Linked DNA regions of Homo sapiens: all the other regions are linked to region 2. A link is a contact called in ENCODE Hi-C or POLR2A ChIA-PET data. All regions are on one chromosome and are shown on one strand. Each heading gives the region's core, a stretch centred on a gene start or an enhancer-like site at or near the end of the contact. The rest is flanking DNA. Distances are from core to core; before and after follow the strand shown. Region 1 overlaps RBBP8 (RB binding protein 8, endonuclease). Region 2 holds the start of RMC1 (regulator of MON1-CCZ1). Region 3 overlaps RBBP8-AS1 (RBBP8 antisense RNA 1). Region 4 overlaps RBBP8-AS1 (RBBP8 antisense RNA 1).

Evidence for each region. Hi-C counts contacts between places; a loop is a spot of excess contacts on that map. ChIA-PET counts read pairs that join two places held with the same protein, here RNA polymerase II (POLR2A). Pooled maps may share reads with other maps.
Region 1: a loop to region 2 is called in a pooled map, with 3 times the contacts of the local background. The contact joins the enhancer-like site here to the promoter of RMC1 in region 2. A Hi-C loop is called at or near these places in 2 of 50 pooled maps. POLR2A ChIA-PET finds 5 or more read pairs at or near these places in 2 of 52 experiments (Panc1 and activated B cell).
Region 3: a loop to region 2 is called in a map of PC-9, with 9 times the contacts of the local background. The contact joins the enhancer-like site here to the promoter of RMC1 in region 2. A Hi-C loop is called at or near these places in 4 of 168 maps with a recorded cell type or tissue (A673, B cell, PC-9 and 1 more), 2 of 37 single-sample maps with no recorded cell type and 9 of 50 pooled maps. POLR2A ChIA-PET finds 5 or more read pairs at or near these places in 2 of 52 experiments (A673 and endothelial cell of umbilical vein).
Region 4: a loop to region 2 is called in a map of A673, with 2.6 times the contacts of the local background. The contact joins the enhancer-like site here to the promoter of RMC1 in region 2. A Hi-C loop is called at or near these places in 1 of 168 maps with a recorded cell type or tissue (A673), 1 of 37 single-sample maps with no recorded cell type and 2 of 50 pooled maps. POLR2A ChIA-PET finds 5 or more read pairs at or near these places in 1 of 52 experiments (A673).

Annotation. Positions count from the first base shown.
Region 1 is chr18:22,976,313-22,979,924 of GRCh38, forward strand. The region is part of intron 6 of RBBP8 (RB binding protein 8, endonuclease); the gene reads left to right. Among named protein-coding and RNA genes, the nearest start is that of RBBP8-AS1, 44 kb to the left of the region's middle. Within about 2 kb of position 2,244, at least 7 of the 41 ENCODE cell types and tissues checked have a DNase peak (open chromatin) inside an H3K27ac peak, as active enhancers do.
Region 2 is chr18:23,501,827-23,505,341 of GRCh38, forward strand. RMC1 (regulator of MON1-CCZ1) reads left to right here and starts at 1,685. Exons shown (of 20, transcript NM_013326.5): 1 at 1,685-1,894; 2 at 2,545-2,621. The coding sequence starts at 1,793. RefSeq lists a silencer at 1,397-2,046 and an enhancer at 2,297-2,396.
Region 3 is chr18:22,812,472-22,815,953 of GRCh38, forward strand. The region is part of intron 2 of RBBP8-AS1 (RBBP8 antisense RNA 1); the gene reads right to left. All of the region lies in intron 1 of LOC124904263 (a long non-coding RNA gene), which reads left to right. Among named protein-coding and RNA genes, the nearest start is that of RBBP8, 120 kb to the right of the region's middle. Within about 2 kb of position 1,705, at least 2 of the 41 ENCODE cell types and tissues checked have a DNase peak (open chromatin) inside an H3K27ac peak, as active enhancers do.
Region 4 is chr18:22,829,747-22,833,276 of GRCh38, forward strand. The region is part of intron 2 of RBBP8-AS1 (RBBP8 antisense RNA 1); the gene reads right to left. All of the region lies in intron 1 of LOC124904263 (a long non-coding RNA gene), which reads left to right. Among named protein-coding and RNA genes, the nearest start is that of RBBP8, 100 kb to the right of the region's middle. Within about 2 kb of position 2,050, at least 2 of the 41 ENCODE cell types and tissues checked have a DNase peak (open chromatin) inside an H3K27ac peak, as active enhancers do.

The DNA of each region.
Region 1 (3,612 bases), core at 994-3,493, 520 kb before region 2:
GTTATAAAATGTTTGTAAGAAAATGTCAACACTTTCTAATTTTAATAATGCTGTATAATGAAGAGAGAACACAGGACACAGATCCACAATCTGTTACATAGAATTCCAAAACCCAAAAGGTTATTTTTGAAATGTTGTTCACAACCTAACCTCACTGCAATGGCAGAATGCTGTTTATAGTCTTTATCCCACTTCATGTGAGTATTCATATGTTTTGCTGTGAAAATATCAATGTGTTTGATTACAGGATGATGCTTCAGACTCCACTGGAGCTGTTATGTAATTATGTATATATGTTCTGTATTACTGTATTACTTTCATTTTTTTTAAAAAATATGAATTTGGAATCCCGTCTGGTTCCAAGGATTTTAGATAAGTGATTGTTGACCTACATTAATTTATGTGAAGTGATTATGTATGTACGTAGCTTATGGTATTTTGAACACATCAGCCTTGATCTTTATGAGTACCAAAGGGATGAGATACCAAGTGTGTAGAAGTTAACACAGAATTAGATAGACGATTGCCTCAAAAACCAATGTGTATAAGTTAGGTTGAAACTATATCGTGTCATTTGCTTGGTAGAAATATGAATTCTAATTAGTTTAGAATTTATTTTTAGTGTTCTCAAGCACATGCATTTTTCCTGTTGAAATTCAAATTTTAGAAAAGAAGTGAAGGCTAAAGTTTGAAATTACAGGAAAGAGTAATCATATAGATGAGCTTAAGGCATGTATGTTTATTTAGGACATGCTTAGTCAAAAGAGTATAGGAGATGATCTGATTGTGTCTTTTATTCTCTTCTGAAATATAAGATAGTTGTGATTCTCATGAACCAACTTCTTCTGTAGCTTGGTCGCAAAGAAATTGCATTTTGCTCAGCAGTTTTGTTTTGTTTTGTTTTGTTTTTAAAAAAGCAAGTATCATCTTGTAAAGGCAACCTAATTTTCTCTGATCACCTAAACCACTGTCATATTATGCTATTTGTGCCTGAAATTTCCCTGAACTTTAGAAGAAAATATTATTTGACTTCTGCTTGTTAAATGCAGTAACTCTAACTCTTCTGAGCTAGTTTTGATGTTACAAGATGGCTTATATGATAGGGCAGTTATTAGTGACACCAAAATTATTCAGTAAAATTTTGCCACTATAAAGTTAAAAATGTGTATAAAGCTAGGTATTGAGGTCATCATTCTTTTCGTTTTAGAAAATAGATGTGATGGGTCAGTGAAAGTCAAGGGAGTCTATACACGTAAGAGTTCAAAGGACTGTAGAACTCATTGCATTCAACCCTCTTCTAAATTGAATTCCTTATACAGCTTCTTTAACAAATAGCTATTGTTTGAACACGTCTAGTAGAAGTTTACTGTTTCCCAAGCCTATTTAAATTTAGTGAGACAAAATTATTAGAAAATTCTAAGTTTATAGAAATTACACTGCTTATAAGTTATATTTCTTGATTATGACTGCCTTCCAGGACCATCTTAAGCAAGTCTCTTCTCCTGTGCTACTTGACGACTCTTTTGATACATGAAGACAGCTATCATGGCCCTCCTGAGTCTTGTTTTCTCTAGAGTAAATATCCTCTGTTCATTAACTGTGGCATTAAATATCCTCTGTTCATTCATGTGGCATTACTTCAACTCTTCAAACTGTGAATTTTTAAAAATGTTTTAGTTCGTCAATATCTGAATTAAGAAATCAATATTCTAGGTATAGCCTGATCAGTGGAGCAGTACTGCCACCTCCCCTACAATGGCTATAATGTTACTTCGTTAAGTTTAAATTATGTTTTAACTGGAAATGTAAGTTCTTCAGAGTAGAAAAGGAAAAAAGCTGAATATTTAAAACTTTTTTACAGACTCATGAAGGGAAACCCCAGATCCATAATTATAGGTCTTTAGGGAAGAAACCAACTAAAACAGTTTTGACAGGAGTTTAAGAGGGAGCAGAGGTCCATAAATCAAACAGCTCAAGCCATCAGAAGGAAAAGTGAAAGGAGGACAAGTGTGCATAATTAATTTAACCAAAAGCTGTGACGTGAACTCTTTCTCTCAGAAAATCAGTGAGACTAGTGTTTTAAAGGATGAACTTGGTTAACATATGGAGTTTTGTTTTTTCCTTTTATGACAAAGGAAGACAAAGCCAGCACTCATTTACTTAGTTTGGGCACCTCTAGTTAGAGCTAGTTTTGTTTGTTTTTTTGTTTTTTCCTTTTGTGATCCCAGCTTCTTCCACATTGACTCTGCCAGGAAATCAATTGCTTCTCGTGACTCATTCATGTTTCAGGTGGAATTTTTATGACTAATAGGCAAGCAGGCTGTGACGTGATTAGTTAAAGCTAGGTCAGATAGATTTCACACTCCATTAATTTATAAGCCTTTCTCATATGACTTTAACTTACTGTTTTTCCAGAATAAGAAAATTACAGGAAGAGATTAAAAAATTAGATATCAGATCTATTGCACAGAATGGTGACTTAATAATGATTGTATATTTCAGAACTGCCAAGTAGATTTTAAATGTTTTTACTACAAAAAAAAGATAAGTGTGTGAAGTGATAGATGTTAATTAGCTTGATTTAATCATTCTACACTGTAAACATGTATCAAAACATTTTGTTGAACCCAGTAAGTAGATACAATTATTATTTGTCAATTAAAAATAAAATTTGGCTGGGCACAGTGGCTCATGCCTGTAGTCTCAGCACTTTGGGAGGCCAAGGTGGGCAGATCACTTGAGGTGAGGAGTTTGAGACAGCCTGGGCAACATGGTAAAACCCTGTCTCCATTAAAAATACAAAAACTAGCCAGGTATGGTTGCACGCGCAGCTGTAGTCCCAGCTACTCGGGAGGCTGAGACACAAGAATCACTTGAACCTGGCAGAGGTTGCAGTGCGCTGAGATCGCACCACTGCACTCCAGCCTGGGCAACAGAAGGAGACTCCGTCTCAAAAACATAAAATAAAATTTTAAATAATTTTATGTTTATTTTATTTTATGTTTATGTTTATTTTATTTAAAATTTAAAAAATTTTAAATAATTAGACATTAGCTCTAAAGATTGTTCCTTGGTATAAAATGTAGGATTAAAGCCTACAAATAATATTGGTATCATTCAGGAAATTAAAGTGTAAATCTTTTTTGGGAAAAATTAGTCTTTGTCTTCCAATTAATGTTTCTTAAAAATCTCTGTTGGTCATAGTTCATACAGTTCTCACTATATAAGCTTTTATTTGGAAATAGTATTGCAAGTTGATACGAGTCTAATAGGACAGACTGATTTGGTCATGTAAAGCCTAAATGTCTGACAGACTGGTAACAATTGGTTGGCAAATAAGGTCAGTAATGGTTTGACATGGGAAAGTCAATTAACTTTATTTTTACTCAACATTCACAATTCAATTCAAACCCAATCTTTCAGTTACAGTTGATCCTGAATTGAGTTGGGCAAGAACATATGCCTAGATCCACACAAATTTATTCTCTAGTGGAATCTGGGAATGTCTCCTATTCACTCAACAAATGTTTACGCCATACCTACTGTATGTCTACTGTGGTAGGCTCTTGTGATTCATCGGTTAACCAAAGATCCCATCCTCTTAGAACTTAT
Region 2 (3,515 bases), core at 435-2,934:
ACTACTGAACACCTCAAAAAGGGTTAACACGGGGCCGGGCGCGGTGGCTCATGCCTGTAATCTCATCACTGTGGGAGGCCAAGGTGGGCAGATCACCTGAGGTTAGGAGTTGGAGACCAGCCTGGCCAACATGGTGAAACCCGGTCTCTGCTAAAAATACACACAAAAAAATTAGCTGGGCATGGTGGCAGGTGCCTGTAATCCCAGCTACTTGGGAGGCTGATGCGGGAGAATCGCTTGAACCCGGGAGGTGGAGGTTGCAGTGAACCGAGACAGGGCCATTGCACTCCAGCCTGGGCAACAAGAACGAAATTCCGTCTCAAAATAAAATAAAATAAACAATAAAAATAAAGGGTTAACATGGGGGCTGAGCACGGTCAGCGAGAGAATCACTTGAGGCCAGGAGTCTGAGACCAGCCTGGGCAACAGAGAACGCTGTCTCTACAAAGCATAATAATAAAAAAATGAGCCAGGTGTGGTGGCATGCACCCGTGGTCCCAGCTACTTGTGAGGCTGAGATGGGAGGTTGAGACTGCAGTGAGCCGTGTTCGCATCACTGCTCTCCAGCCTGGGCACAGAGACACTCTGTCTCTGAAACAAACAAAAAAAGAGGGGCTAACATGGTAAATTTCATGTTTCTTATCAAGTAAAAAGGCTTGCTGACCCACAATCTATATTAGGTTTCCCTGTTACTAGCAAGGAGTGAAGGATGTGCTATCCCAAAATATGTCCAAAAATTGGTATATTATTTTGAGCTAAAAACACCGGAGAAATTGTAGTTTCAGAAAGGGCTAGATGACCTGTCGTTTCCTACAGGGAATAAGCAGTAAAGATTCCTCTGGGAGTGGCACCCTCTCTGTACCCGGGTCAGAAAATAGCCCTTATCACCAGAGACTGGGAGTTGGGGCTGCAATGGACCTGAATAAATGAACTTCCCAAGTAACACTTACCTTCCACTAATTTTACACCCTCCCCAATATTTCTCCTAGTGACTCTCTTAGAAATGTATCGCCCCAGCCAGATGCCTTTTGTGCTTTCTTCTCAAATGCATCATTCTTTGTCTAAAAAGTATAAAAGCATCTTGCTGTGGCCACTTCTTCAGACCTCACTCTCTTTTGAAGGTCCCCATGAAAAACTAATAAAGTGTGTATGCTTTTCTTTTGTTTATCTGCCTCTTGTCAATTCGGTTTCTGGCTCCAGCGGAAGAGCCCGCAGAAGCGCTGAGGGGACTGGAGACGGTCTCTGGCGCCCCTACACCTGCTCAGTGAGCCTTCAGCCCCTTCTCCCTGACGAAGCTCCCAGAGGCTGGAACTCTGGCGCGGGAGGCACTTGGGAAATCCTCCCGAAAGCAAGGAGGAGCCTTTCCTAGACCGGGAGCGGTCCCACGCGGGGGTACAGGTTGGGGCAGGGGCGACCGAGCCGGGCACAGGAACTCGCAGCAGGGTAGGGTTGGCGGCTACGCCGCCCTCGGTCCGCGGGGAACCACGCGGGCTTCCGGGTCACGCCGCCGCGTTCCGACCGCCCTCGGGGAGAGGGGAGGAGCCTCCAGCGCCGGGCGGGGCGTGGTTAAGGCCGGTGGGCCCCACCGCAGCCAGACGCTGCCCGTTTAAGCGCAGAGGGCCGCGGGTCACGTGGTGGGCGGGGTGGGGGCGTGGCACCAGGAAGCGGCGTCCGCGCCGGGCCCAGAGCCGCAGCCGCAGCCGCCGCTACAGTCCGGGCCGGGCTCCACCGCGCATCCTGCTCCACTCTGGCGACCGCCCCCGGGGCCCCCGCCGCGGGCGCGGCGCCCGCCATGGGCGAGGAGGACTACTATCTGGAGCTGTGCGAGCGGCCGGTGCAGTTCGAGAAGGCGAACCCTGTCAACTGCGTCTTCTTCGATGAGGCCAACAAGCAGGTCCGGCGCGCCCGCGCTTCCTCCCCCGCGCGGCCCTGCCGGGGTCGTGGGCGCGCCAAGGCCGGTCCCGCGCGACCAGGCCCGAGCGTCCCCTCCTGTCCTGTCCCGTCCCGTCCCAGCGCGGGAGGCGGCGCGCGCTCCTTCCTTGTTGGGTGGGCTCAGCCGCGGCCAGGTGTCCTCGCAGGTGACCTCGGGGCTGGACCCCCGAGCCAGCTGCGCGGATGCAGTGGCCCCGTGGCCAGTGTCTCAATTGTTGGCGCGCCCGTCTTATCTAGGCTTCTTTTGTTGTGTTTGTCATTAGTTACACTCGTAGTCAAGGGTTTAGACGTCGAGATTTTCATTTTCCTTGAAATTTTGTAAAGGGGGAAAAGACTGTACTTCAGGCGTATCAGCGGCGCCGATGCGCGAACCGGTGTTAGAACTTGGAGCCTCGGGAACCCGACCCGGTGTCACGGTGGCATCCTTTTCGCTCTCTGCTCTTGGTTTTTAAAATTCACCTGAGCAGCCAAACATCTGTACCTTGATATGTGCCGTGTTACTTTAGTTGAACCCAGGGTGGTGTATAACAGAAATAATCGCTTGCGGGTTGGCTTCTGAGTTTAGATCCTTTCAGAGTTCAGGCTGTTAACCTTGCTGCTTTTCCCTCTCAGGTTTTTGCTGTTCGATCTGGTGGAGCTACTGGCGTGGTAGTTAAAGGCCCAGATGATAGGAATCCCATCTCATTTAGGTAATGGTATAGACACTTTCAGATCATTTTGTCATGTAAACAGAATGATGTTTTTCTAATTCAAATGGTTTTTTATAATTTTGTCATTTGGTCTGCCCTAAGAGGCCTGAAGTCTGTGTGCGCACATGGAATTCCTGTCTGTAGGGAGGGTCTTCGTGGCACTTACTAGCACCTCTTGTCAGAGTGGAATATCTGGAGCAGTTGATTTGGGAGCCAAATACTTCAAAAGTGGGGCAGCCACTTCCTAGCACTGGAAATTAACAAGTCAGCGTGATGATGTGCCCATTTCTGGTTTGTTCACAGAGGAGGGCGTTCATTTCTTTAGCCCAGGTCTTTCCAGAGTGGCAGGTGGAGGAGATTCATTGTTTCTCATGTAATAATACAAGAAAATCATGGCTTCCACTATACTTAAGGTGACTGCATAGTCCCAGTTCGCACTGTTGAACAGGTTTAATGATCAACAGCAGGGCCTTTCACTTTCAGAAGTGTCTCGATTTGGATGATAAGCTATCTGGCCACTGTAACACTGGTGCTTACAGAAGGTGAAAGTATAATGTAGGCCCTCAATTCAGTAGTGACTTAAAAAATTTTACTGTTGGTCTGTGTTAATGAGAAACTGTCCTTTTTTGAGAGGGAGCCTCCCTCTGTTCCCCAGGGTGGAGTGCAGTGGTGCGATCTTGGCTGACTGCAACCTCCGCCTCCCAGGTTCAAGTGATTCTCCTGCTTCAGCTTCCCAAGTAGCTGGGATTAGAGGCGCCCACCACCACGCCCGGCTAATTTTTTTTGTATTTTTAGTAGAGATGGGGTTTCACCGTGTTGGCCAGGCTGGTTTCGAACTCCTGACCTCAAAACGATCCGCCCGCCTCAGACTCCCACAGTGCTAGGATTACAGGC
Region 3 (3,482 bases), core at 455-2,954, 690 kb before region 2:
ATATATTCCTGCATCCCTTTATTTTGAGCCTATGTGTGTCTCTGCACGTGAGATGGGTTTCCTGAATACAGCACACTGATGGTTCTTGACTCTTTATCCAATTTGCCAGTCTATGTCTTTTAATTGGAGGATTTAGCCCATTTACATTTAAGGTTAATATTGTTATGTGTGAATTTGATCCTGTCATTATGATGTTAGCTGGTTATTTTGCTTGTTAGTTGATGCATAATGTAAATGTTATGTATTATGTGCCTAATCATCTGCTGGTTCAGTTTTTTAATATTTGGATTATTTAGTATCTGGTTTTGTTTAACGGAACAGGACTGTGGTCAGAACAATGGCATGGTCAACCGGGATGCCCTCCTTCTGCAAGATAGGGAAGGGCGGGTGCTACATGACTGTGGGAACCAGGTGTCTGGCAATTGGGATGGTAACTGTCAAGAAATGCAAGTGTCTGAGGCTTTACCCTACTGGCAAGCTAACTTGTTTTATGGATGCTGTTAGAAGATGCAAGATTCCTGGATCAGGGAAAAGGATTTTATTACCTAAGCCACAGGAAGCAGCATGAACTTCATGCTTGCATCAGTTTCCCTTGCCCATCAGGTCACACAGGGGCAAAGTAGAGATTCCCAGGTTGGTGCTGTATACACTATGGGTTTCTATCACAGTTGAGTAATCTCAAGCTTAGGAAACCCAAATCTTATAATGGGCTGCAAGCAAACCTGCTTAACCTTTGCTCCAGAGAGAGACATACTGAACAAAAGCAAAGCTCTACTCTGGAGGAAGACACTATCTCTTTTTTCCAAGACTTTTCACTATAAAACATCCTTGGAAAGGTTGTCTGGAACAAAGGGCTGTCAGTGCCTCTGTTCACTAGCTGTGCAAGAGATGTATGTAGAAGTAGAATTACCTTCAACAGTGACTTAGCAGGTTCTGAAAAAAAAACCTGGAGTCACGAAATATCAGCCCATTTTATCATTCATCTGCACCAAAAGAAAATGTTGGTGAAATTAAAATTTAAAAACCCAACTCTCTACTCCCTCCCTTTCAAAAAAATTTAAGCAAAGCATGCAGCCTGGTACACAGTAGGCATCCAACAAGTGCTGATACCCATTCTCAGGCTCCCCACACATATCCTCTCACATAATTTTGGTGCTCATTTATTCTTTTCTTTGACATATGCTCTTATTTTCATTGTTTTCATCTTTATAAAAAATATTGATGTTGCAATTATGATTCGCAAAGGAATATGTCCTAGATGACCATATTTATAACTTCCCCAAAGGTCCAAAGAACTTTTTTGGATGTTTTGTACTGGAGTTGGTCTTGAGTTTCTGCACATGTGATACACTAGGTGGTGCTAATTGACTGAGCTGAGCAGGGACACTCTTTGCAGCGACGTTAAAGACTAAACCTCACTGAATAGATGTTTTTACAGACGTCAATCAAAGGAGGAAATCTCAATTATTAATAACTGCACTTCTTGAAGATATAAAGAGAAAATGCTATTAATAACGATCATGGTCTTTTCCTTCCCAAATTATTTATAATTACCTGCTTTGCCAAGGACAGAATTCAGCTCTAATTCTGCAGACATTGTCAGGTAATTGTTACGTTCAAGAAAAGCTCTAGCCTGAGTGAAATCTCCTAAACTAGAAAGTTGCCTTTCCTGGAGGAGCAACAATATGGAGAAATGCTTTGTAGAGCAAGGCAGAATTTTCTTTCCAGACCCAGGCAAGCTCAGGCAAGAACCTAAGACTACAGCCAGGTGTAGGGGAAAAAAATTCCTCAGCTGGTCTAGATCAACAAACCACTAAATCACTAAACTAAAGGGCTCCTTTACTAATTTGTCTTACATGGTCAGAAACATAATTTCAAGAAAAAGAAAGTCTTTATTTGAATTTATTGTTCAGACTAAAAGCGAATTAACCAGCAGGTAATCCAGGGCCAATATGAAACATAAAGGAAGATTTATATGAATCATACTTCCTCTGCATTGTATTACAGGAGAAATATAGTTCTAATTTGTAAACGTTCAAAGCATTTCTGACCCTTAAATAACTCCGATTTATAAAAGTAAACACACAAGCCAGCTTTTACTGTCTTTGTCTTTTATGAGTGCCGATGCATTAGGCAGCATTCTTGCAATGCCACACCAATGTGCCCCTACCAAGTAAGGTCAAAATAATAACTGTTCCAATTCTTTTTGTTGTTTTTTTTATAGAGATGGAGGTCTCACCATGTTGCCCAGGCTGGTCTCCAGCTCCTGGGCTCAAGTAATCCTCTCACCTCAGCCTCCCAAAGTGCTGGGATTATAGGCATGAGCCATCACACCCAGCAACTGTTCCGATTCTCAATGACACCTCTGTCTAGTGGAAATCCCACACCAGGTCTTTAGTTCTCCATTATATAAGTCATGAAACTGTCTTTATGAATGGCTGCACCTGGAAGTTTGATGCCTGAAGGTTTTTTTATGTAAACTGGATTATATTTAAGTAAAGATATCCACCCCATAGCTGCAAAGGACTGTCATCAGTGAAAGGAGAAGTTAAAAAAAAATAGAAAAAAATATATATATAGGTAGATATAAATTATTGGTAATATTTTAGTTCTCGAATGAGTAGCATCCATTATATTCTAAAAGCATAAATAAGCAAATAAAATAAGAAGGCCATTCATGAAACAATGACAATAATATTTTATGAAGCAAGGACTATAATTAATCCAATTCTATGTACTTAAATAAATAAACAGAATAAGTCAAAGGTAGCATAACATTCCACATCCATGTGACCCAATGCCTAAACATCTGCCTGTAACTACTCAACTCAGTCCTGGGAAATAACGTGGGCAAAAATAATTCAGAATCAGGATGTCTGGTTCTCCCACATTGGTGGGAACTTGAGTGAGGAACAGTCACGCTGATAATCTTTTTTTTTTTTTTTTTTTTTTGATACAGAGTCTCGCTCTGTTGCCAGGCTGGAGTGCAGTGGTGCAATCTCGGCTCACTGCAACCTCTGCTTCCCAGGTTCAAGTGATCTTCCTGCCTCAACCTCCTGAGTAGCTGGGACTACAGGCACGTGCCACCACGCCCATCTGTATTTTTAGTAGAGACGGGATTTCACCATGTTGGCCAGGATGGTCTCGATCTCTTGACCTCGTGATCTGCCCGCCTTGGCCTCCCAAAGTGCTAGGATTACAGGCATGAGCCACTGCGCCCGGCTGCATGCTGATAATCTTACAAGGCTTCAGGTCAGAGTAAGGGGACAGGTGCCTCCTTCCTGAGGAATGAAAATGTGCAAGGATCAGAAGAAACATCAGAAGTCATGTCCTGGTGTTATGGGATCTTTGGGGTGTCAATTTTCTGGCCAGAAACCTCTGTGGCCACAGCACCTTTGCCCAAGCTCTTGTCCTGAATCCAGGAAGAATGAAGTATGCAGACAAGTGAAGGGTGAACAAGACAAAAATGAGCTTTACTGAGT
Region 4 (3,530 bases), core at 800-3,299, 670 kb before region 2:
AAGTGTATAAATGAGTATACAACTTAACAGCAAGCATGAGGATGTTCAGTAGCCCTCAGGAAAGATGGCTAACAAAAAGTTGAGACTGTCATTGTAATGAAAAAATAAAAAGTCTATTGAAATAATCTGGGCTCCAGAGACGGCAGGAGACTCAGACCAACTAATCTTGGGATTCCCTTAGCTAGAGCAATGGTTTCAGGTATGGACCTCCAACAGAGTCACACCTTTTAGGACAAAGACAAGTGTGTTCTTGTCTCCTGGAACACAAGCTGAGAGGATGTCTGGAGTCCCTGCCACCATCTGACTACCACGTAAAATCTGAGACTAAAGAAAACACTACAGAAGATAGAACCAGGAAATAGAGAAACCAAATTCTGAAGGTACTGCTTGAGCTCTGAATTTAGTACTGCCTTAATTTAGTCTACTCCCTAGACTTTTTAATTATGTAAGTCAATAACATTGTTTTTTGCTTAAACTGGTTTGAACTGAGGATTTCGTCACCTGCTACAGAAAAAAAATATTTGACTGATTCTAGATCTTTAAAAATTAGATTCCTGGGTCCCAATGTCAGATATTCTGAATGATTATGTCTAGGCCTTGAAATCTGTTTTTTAACAAGATCCCCAACAGTATCTATTATGTTCTCGGTTGCAAGCAGCAGAAATAAAAGTCTAGCAGAGCCAAAGTAAAAATAATTTAAAAGACATTAGAAAAGATAAAAAAAAAAAAAGGACATTAGGCAGCTTACAAAATCAAGGAGGTATTAAGGAGGTATGGAAAGGAAGGCTTGGAGCTACACAGTCAAGAACAAAGCCCAAAAGTCATGCTGCCAAACTCATCTTGTGAAGTAGTCATGGGTGCTACCAAAAAGCACCAAACATTATGGCTTGTACAACTGCCCCTAGGAGCTTAATCTTGGGGCAACCACCACTTCCTCTAGCATTACTGCCACTGCTACCCTGCTATATAACCTAGTTATCCAATATAACCTATATAATCTAGTGATTCAATTCCCATGTGCTAAAGGTTAGAACAACCTGAAAGAAAATTATTATCCTCACATGTACTGGGAATTTGACATAATATATGGCATACTTACCGAAAAGTTGGTAAGGAAAATTTTTTGGAATCTTATAGTAGAATTAAACATGAAACCCTTTTTCTATAACCTGTTGTGTCTTTAGCATGAGGGTAAAAGATTTTCCTCTCCTCTCACAGGGACATTTGTCCTCAGCAATGCTATTCAAATTAACCGAAAAGCTGGTAAGGAAAATTTTTTGGAATCTTACAGTAGAATTAAACATCAAACCCTTTTTCTATAACCTGTTGTGTCTTTAGCATAAGGGTAAAAGATTTTCCTCTCCTTTCACAGGGACATTTGTCCTCAGCAATGCTATTCAAATTATTCCAGCCAAATAACGTCCCATTTCTGATGATCCATTGCCTTGCATTGCTATTTGTCTATATTTCCTCACAGTCTTAACAGAATTCTGAAAAAAAGTGAGTTTGACCTCCTCATTAAGCTCCCTACTATGGCATGTGACAGGCATGCTCCCTGTTTCCTCCAACATGCAACCCGTTACCCACTATCAGCTTTAAGCCAGAAACATGGTGAAAATTCTCAGGTGATGGGTCAGATCAAGAATGAAGACTTTTTGGGCCCTTTTGCCACAACAAAATCTGTTTCTCAGTGTGGCACCTGGACAGCCAACAAAGTCCCAGGAGAGGAACCATTTTCTCACATATCCTTTTATGCACAGTGACCCACGTGCTGATTAGTAACCTGCAAGCACTTCCTTGATCACTCACAATACTTTTGGTTATAACCACTGCCTCTACCCTATACCTCATTTGATTATTGCATAGTACCACTGATGGATGCTGTTGCAATCCCCCTTTCCCCTTTGACAGTTTATTTCAGTGGCTCCCACACACAGCTAAGGCTCTGAGTCACTGTCTGTCTGTTTTTCCATTGCATAAGCTCAGAGGAGGGCTTTGCAAGTGTTTGATGCTGGGGCTTTTACCCTCACCTTGGTTGTATCCCTTTGGAACATTGCTAGAAGATATCCCTCCTGAGCACTGAACCTGTGCCAGCCTTTTGTCTCTTTTCTGATCTTTGCTCTCTGAGTCCTGGGACTTCCTCCAATAGTCTCTTTTGTTATGTTTGGGTTATATTACTTCATGTATAATTATATTTGCATAGTTCTTTTCCGGTAGTAGCAAGAGCAAGGGGAGGTCTCCTTTATCCAAAAACCTGTGTCTCCTTAGAGACCTACAGGAGGCTCGGGATACTCTACAATGAGCACATTTCATATCTTACTTTAGTCAAACTGCAAGATATATTAGATTTATCGAACCATAGAGACAGAGGTATCTAGGAGGTTTCTTAGTTATTTTCCCCTGTAAGAAAACAGAAATTCAGAAAGGGAAGTTATTTTCTCAGAGATAAACAGCTATTGACAAACAAATCTGGGACTAGAACCCAAATTCAGGATACTTTCTTCTTTACTAATCTGAATTTTCTTCTAGAGTTTTTCCTTTTTCGACCATGTGTAACCTTTCTGTAAGAGACTGTCTTTGCATATAGTTACTTAATGGGTGATTTAATGACAGGGAAAGAAGAATGGAAATATCCAAGAAGGCTTTATACAATAATGTGGTAGACAAAGACATCCATATCCTATTCCATAGAACCTGTTTTTTTCTTTTTTCTTTTTCTTTGCTTCTAACACACCAAGCACATATAGAACCTGTTAATATATTCCCCTACAGAGCAAAAGAAATTTTGCAGATCTAATTAAGAATCCTTGAGGTGGGAGATTATCCTGGACTATATGAAGGGGCCCATGTAATAACAAAGGTCCTTTCAAGTGAAAGAGACAGGCAAGAGAGTCAGAATCAGAGAAGAAGATGTGACAGTAGAAACAATATTAGAGTGATGGGATGTGAGGACTCAAATCTTCCATCGTTGGCTTTAAAGATGAAAGGTGAACACAAGCCAAAAATTGTGGGGCAGCCACTATAAACTGAAAAGGCAAGGAAATGTATTCTCCATGCCTTTCTAGAAGGAATGTAATCCTGACAATATTTATTTTAACCCAGTGAACTCCCTTTGGACTTCTGACTCCAGAACTGTAAGATAATAAATTTGTATTGTTTTAAGCCAATAAGTTTGTGGTAATTTGTCACAGCAGTAGTAGGAAATATGGTTTTAGAAGTAAATCTAATATAAAACCACAATAATAATGGTTATGTCGCATTTTATATGTGACAGGCATTATGCTACACCCATAGTGTCCATTACCTCATTAAATCCTTGGAATAATTCTAAGGCCAGATAATAACATTATTCCTCTGTTATGGTTGAGGAAAATGAGAATTTTCTCACTTGCCCAGCCACTCATTAGTAACTATTAGAGTGAAGAGTTTGTCAGATTTTCAAGTGTATATTCTTAACCATCATGCTATATTTTCTCCTTAAAAATATTATTTGATCTATTTTGTACAAAAAGAATATCCAAGAGCCCCAT